Linked DNA regions of Mus musculus: region 1 is linked to region 2. Evidence: chromatin loops called from intact Hi-C (ENCODE). Cell type or tissue: heart. All regions are shown on one strand. Each heading gives the region's core, and the rest is flanking DNA. Links, peaks and the distances in the headings are about the cores only. Region 1 overlaps Nckap5 (NCK-associated protein 5). Region 2 overlaps Nckap5 (NCK-associated protein 5).

The links. A loop is a pair of places that touch in the nucleus more often than their neighbours do. Peaks named below come from ENCODE experiments on the same cell type or tissue, not always from the same donor. Only the 100,000 strongest peaks of a DNase experiment are listed, where the experiment ranks them.
Region 1: it touches region 2 in a loop (2.3-fold over the local background); 3 of 42 quality-filtered maps call a loop at or near these places.

Annotation. Positions count from the first base shown.
Region 1 is chr1:126,724,997-126,727,916 of GRCm38, forward strand. All of the region lies in intron 1 of Nckap5 (NCK-associated protein 5), which reads right to left. Among named protein-coding and RNA genes, the nearest start is that of Nckap5, 100 kb to the right of the region's middle. In heart, for the core only: a CTCF peak has its summit at 1,629 (motif pointing left); no DNase peak of the experiment used is centred there; H3K27me3 peaks cover 631 bases.
Region 2 is chr1:126,430,485-126,433,404 of GRCm38, forward strand. The region is part of intron 4 of Nckap5 (NCK-associated protein 5); the gene reads right to left. Among named protein-coding and RNA genes, the nearest start is that of Gm35562, 390 kb to the left of the region's middle. In heart, for the core only: a CTCF peak has its summit at 1,361 (motif pointing left); no DNase peak of the experiment used is centred there.

The DNA of each region.
Region 1 (2,920 bases), core at 231-2,730, 290 kb after region 2:
AGACAGGGAGATGGAGTCTGGGAAGGAAGGAAGGAAGGAAGGAAGGAAGGAAGGAAGGAAGGAAGGCAGGGAGGGAGGGAGGGAGGGAGGGAGGGAGGGAGGGAGGGAGGGAGGGAGGGAGGGAGGGAGGGGAGGGAGGGAGGGAGGGGAGGGGAGGGAGGGAGGGAGGGAGGGAGGGGAGGGAGGGAGGGAGGGAGGGAGGGAGGGAGGGAGGGAGGGAGGAAGGAAGGAGAAGTGTTTTTAGAAAGGACTGCTGAGATAGATCAGTGAATAATGCTAACCTGTACATATGGACTGTGGCATAAGGTCTCTCTCTCTCTCACACACACACACACACACACACAAACACACACAAATTTAAGAAAATAAAAATAAAGCCAAGCCTATATACTTATTCATTGATTCCAAGACTTCTAGAGCTCCTGTTTGATAAACATCATGACTACTGGAAATAAAGAGACCTGTGCCCCCTTGTTGAAAGTTACATCAAAGAACAATGCTGTGGCTTTGTGCCCCAGTCCATAGACAGACATTTTGAACACCAGCGGTTTTAAACATCAAGGTCTAAGACACTAAAGTGAATGTTTTTCTTAAATGTTAGAGAAGAAAATCCAGAGAGTGTGCGTATATTCAGACTCACCAAGCATTCGAGGGCTATCTTCTGCGGACCAACTATTGTTCTAGGTGCTAAGTTTACTATTAAACTACAAGACACACAGAGACACTGATTCCAAGAAAGGTCTTGCCTCCCGGGGAGGGGGGGGGCACCTTCCTAATCAATAACCCACCATATGTTTAATTACATTAGTGATAAGTGCAGTGGCAAGGACCACACTGAGCTGATAAGGGGTATGGCAGGTAGGACGAGCCTTCCTAAGGAAGGCAGTTGGGCAGAGTTGTTCCAAGAGGAGAGACAGGGAGAAGAGAGACTCGTAAGTAAGGACAGATTCAGGTAAGGGGAGCAGGAAACAGGCCAGCAAGGAGGAAGAGAATGGCTTTAGGGTACACACTGAGTGACTCTGGAAGTCAGTTTTTTCTCCCTGGCTACTAAACTCACCGAGAAGATTACCTGCCTTTGCTCTTATTAAACCTTCTCCAGTCGGTGTCAGAAAGAGGCCATGCCACAGAGGAGAGCAGGGCTTGCCACAGAGAGGACGACTCAGGACTGCTGCACACAATTCTGTTGAGTATGGGCCTCACCCCACTGCTAGAAACAAGATTAATCCATGTCTAGAATAGGAGAACTCTCATCTTTCCTTCTCCACACTCGGCAGCCAATACTAAGATCCAACAAGCAGACTCAGAGCCCCTCACCCCAACTCCAGCAGACACATCCTATAGATTTAGTGATGAGGCTTCCAAAGCCCCAGTTTGATTGATGGGTTTTTAATGATCCATCTGATTCTCTAACTCCTTACTAAGAAAGCAATGAAGATGGAAACTTAGATGTCTTCTCGCTCCACATACAAAGAAATACAATGTACTTTAAAAATCACTTGGGTAATCTTAAAGCTATTCATCAGACAGTCTAAAAAACAATGGCTTCTTTACCAGGTAGCTGTCATGATTGGCAATTGGTGTGCAGGGGGGGAAACCTTCTACTCAGCTTAACAAGGCCCTCTACTGGCGGTCCCTAAAAACTGTCTAAATGTGAAATCCTTCCCTTGCTTTCTGTAAGCTACTTTGAATATTCCCTATTATAAAGCTCCTCACATTCCTGAGCTGGAAGCATAATTGACAGGAAAAGGAGGAAAGTGAAAAATCACTGCCTCTTTTGCAGCCCATCCATTTATCTGTTCACAAAAGCACATTGCTCCAAGCCTGCCATTTGCCTGTCTCTAATGAGGCTATTCCAGACGTCAGAGGAACACAGAAAGAAGGGTGTTTCCTACAGTCAGAAGGTGCTGAGGGTTCATGGTACCACAGAAACAGATATGAATGAATGCTGTTTGCCAACTACAATAAACGAGAGCATTTCTGTTTACCCGAATGGGAGTAATTGAATATAATTAAGACACATGGGAAGCAGGCATTTCAAATTACTCCTGATTTGGCGCAATTAATAATTAACTTCTCCCCTTAGACAATTGAGAGAGAAAAAAGGCATTCTCTGGTGACTTGAGACTCTATTTTCTGAGAAGAATGCTTTTAAAGGACGTTCATTTCTGACTTATTTGTCAAAGGGATCCATGAGCAGCTGCACTTAGCCAGAGGTGGGAAACTGTGAGTTGTTTTACATGAGGCAACTTATCACAGTTTTAAATTTTTGGGTTTTTTTTTTGTTTTTGTTTGTTTGTTTTTCTTTTGTTTTTTGTTTGTTTGTTTGTTTGTTTGTTTGTTTGTTTTCGAGACAGGGTTTCTCTGTTTAGCCCTGGCTGTCTTGGAACTCACTCTGTAGACCAGGCTGGCCTCGAACTCAGAAATCTGCCTACCTCTGCCTCCCGAGTGCTGGGATTAAAGGAGTGCACCACCACGCCTGGCTCAAAATTATGGGTTTTTATATTTGCATATAATCATCTTTTTATTTTTAAAATTAAATACACTAGGCTTTAGAAAGGATCATTCTCTCTCTCCCTCCCTCCCCCCTCTCTCTCTGTGTAGTAGAGTCCTGTCTCTCTGTCTCCCGCCACTGTCCCCCCCCCCATTGCCCCCATTTCTCCTTGTACCCTCCCCCAAACTCTTAGCTGCTTTCAAGTTCCATGTGTCCTTTTCTCCCCCCTCCCCCAGCTCTTCTTCATTGCAATAATTTCACCCTACCTTGATCTCTTTTCTGTCTGTTTGTTTTAGACTGTAGCTACATTTATGCCAATTTTAATATACACATATGTACATTACAGGCTAGGATTCACACGTAAGTGAGAATATGCAGCTTTCTCCTTTCTGAATTAGGGTCACCTCCCTTAATATTATTATACTTTCC
Region 2 (2,920 bases), core at 207-2,706:
CAGACAGACAGACAGACAGACCACAACACGTATGTGAAGGTCTGAGAACAACTCTCTGGAGTCAGTTCTCACCTCCCACATGTCAAGGCAGAGTCTCGGTTACTCCTGTCACTGCTCCGACTCCAGTGTAGCTGACTGGTGAGCTGCCTGGTGAGCTTCCACTTGAGTCTACCGACTCCCATCTCACCCACACAGTGCCTATCTCCCAGGGATGGTGACATGTGGCTGCTAGGGATGGAACAGAAGTCATCAGGCTTGTATGGGAAGTTCTTCTTCCCATGGAGACGTCTCGCTGGTCCACCGGACAGTGATTTTTATGTAAACTACAGACAAGACTCCACACAGAGTATTGGTGCATTGGGTAAAACTTCTGGAAGCATCTGTATTCTTTCTGAAACATTCTTCCTGTCTCTGTTAAGGTTCCTTTTTATAGTCTTTGGAAGCAGTCCCATGATGGAACAAACCTAGGCCTCAGAAATGCTAGGGTATCTGCCATGAACTCCAGGTGTGGCCTGACATCCTACCCTGTTTCTGCTTCTTGGCACTGAGATACTCATCTTTGCGGTTCACACGCGGATGCACTGTCCCAGGTATGCTACTAGAATAAACTGTCCCCAGTCCTCTAGGAGACATAACCATCTCTTCCGTGGGTAATTTGGATGACAATATTGCTCGGGCTCATAAATAAATCTGGGATGAATAGCTAAACGGCTTTTGACAGATTAACACATTACTAAGCAGAAGGGTATTTAGAATTTTAAGACTCTGAAAGCCATGTGTAATTATCCAAATGAATCAATGCTTTCCACTGGAGTTTTGGACACATGAGCAGGTACATGGAGAGATGAAGGGGGTACGTCGTGAGGCCCGCTGCTGTTAACAACACCTTCAAGTTTCGGCAGAAGGGAAGGAAACATGCTATTTTTCATACTGTGGCATCGCCCCATACAAGGAGGCAGTTGTTTTGCGGAATGATAAATAGAAGGCTATTACATGCTTAATTAAAGAACCAATCCTTTCAGCTCTGAAAAAAAAAAATATAATCCCCAACTGAGTAGATATGTGAGCGTTGGAGAGGAGGCACGGTGTTTTAGACTTGCTGTTCCTTGCTCTTGTTATTGTCAGAGAACATCATTAAAACAGATCTCTCCTTCCTGCCGCTGCATCCTCAGACTGCAGGCCCGTGGTGTTGGCTCCTAAGGCAGTCCCCACCCTCCAAAGAACAGCTGTCATGTTTTTTATGAGGTCTGATGGAAGGTGAGGTTGCACACACCCTGTCTGGAACCTGTTAAGGACATACAAAGCTCAGCTTGGATTACGGATGTTATTTTAATGAATGTGGTGCCCTCTTCTGGTGGAAAGCCTAAATCAACAATGAAATCTTGTGGGCAGAAGACCAAGCTCGGCATCTTGTGCTCTCAGCACAGAACTGTGGATCGTAGGCCAAGGGGAGACCCCAGTAAGTGATCAGGCAGCACTCAAACCATTCAAATCCCCATCAAAGCTACACGACAAAATGAGTAAATGAAAATGCTGAAACAAGGGAAAGAAAGGCAGAAATCTGGCACTGAAGTAGAGAGAAGAGAAGTAACGAGGGAATCCCCCAAGGGCTATCTTTAAAAGAGAAAATAGGGCTTAAAATAGCTGTTCATCTTTAAGTGACAAGCAAATGGCCTTTTGATCACTGGTGTTCTTAAGAAGAATTCTTTCTATTAAGCATGTCAATGCATGTACAGACTTAAAGGAATAAACATCGGTTGGAGAAAATAATTGAAGACATTCTTAATGGGAAGCTAAGTGCGCTGTGAGAGAAATGCCTTCTTTAGCATTGTGATTTTTCATGAGATCAAACCTACAATATTAAAAGGTCTTTGGGGCTGGACAGACAAATGGCTCAGTGGTTGAAGAGCACATACTGCTCTTGCAGAGCACCTGAGTTTGGTCCCCAACATGCAGATCAAGTGGCCCAAAATCTCTTCTCATTCCAGCTCAGCAAAATTCAACGCCCTCTTCTGACTTCTTTGGGTACAGCAATCGTGTGCACATAACACCTCCCTGCAGCGAAAACTATCTCTCTCTCTCTCTCTCTCTCTCTCTCTCTCAAAAATAATGTCTCCTCACATTTCTCCACATCCTTTTGAGGGTTGACACTTTGAAGGCACTTTTTAGATGAATACTTGAGCCCCAACTATATAATTATTTGTCATTAAACAAAATCTGTAGCCATCCTTAAGGATGGCGTCAAATATTTATACTTGAACAACAGCAAAACACGCACCAATGTATCAGGGATACACATGTATGCTACTTCTTGAGTCAATTCTATAGGTTAAAGGCCAGAGATATTTACAAAATGGTTAACCTTTTAACAACAAAACCGTTTAATCAACCAAAGAACCCTAGCATTCCAGACAGAGGAAACAGATTCTGTCTATTAACACTCCACTGATTGTTAAACTATGCCCACTCTTGCGTGCACCCAGTTTATTATGCATCACAAATTCTGTCACTTGCTAGAGGCTGTGGCCCAGATTGAACATGTATTTATGAAAATAAAGCCCAAGACGTCTATAGTATGCTGTCATGCAGGGCTTCCAGTTCAGGAGGCTGGAGGGATAGATCTCCAAGCCAGCCATAGCCAAAAACCATGAAGAGAGCCTGGGTTCTGACATGTAGTTTCTGATGACTATGTGGATTTCATAAGCTCTGGGTTTGTGAGTGGCAGGAAGTTGGGAAGGGACACTGTCGATGATGGAAGTAACCATGTTTTCTCTTTGGTACGGTTTGAATAAGAATTGTCCCCCAAAGGCTCATTAAACACTTGGTTCCCATTCTTTGGGAATGTTGTGGGACCTTCAGGGGGCGGCACCTCACTAGAGTCAGTGGGCCACTAATGTGTGGGGTGGCTTTTGAGGCTTTA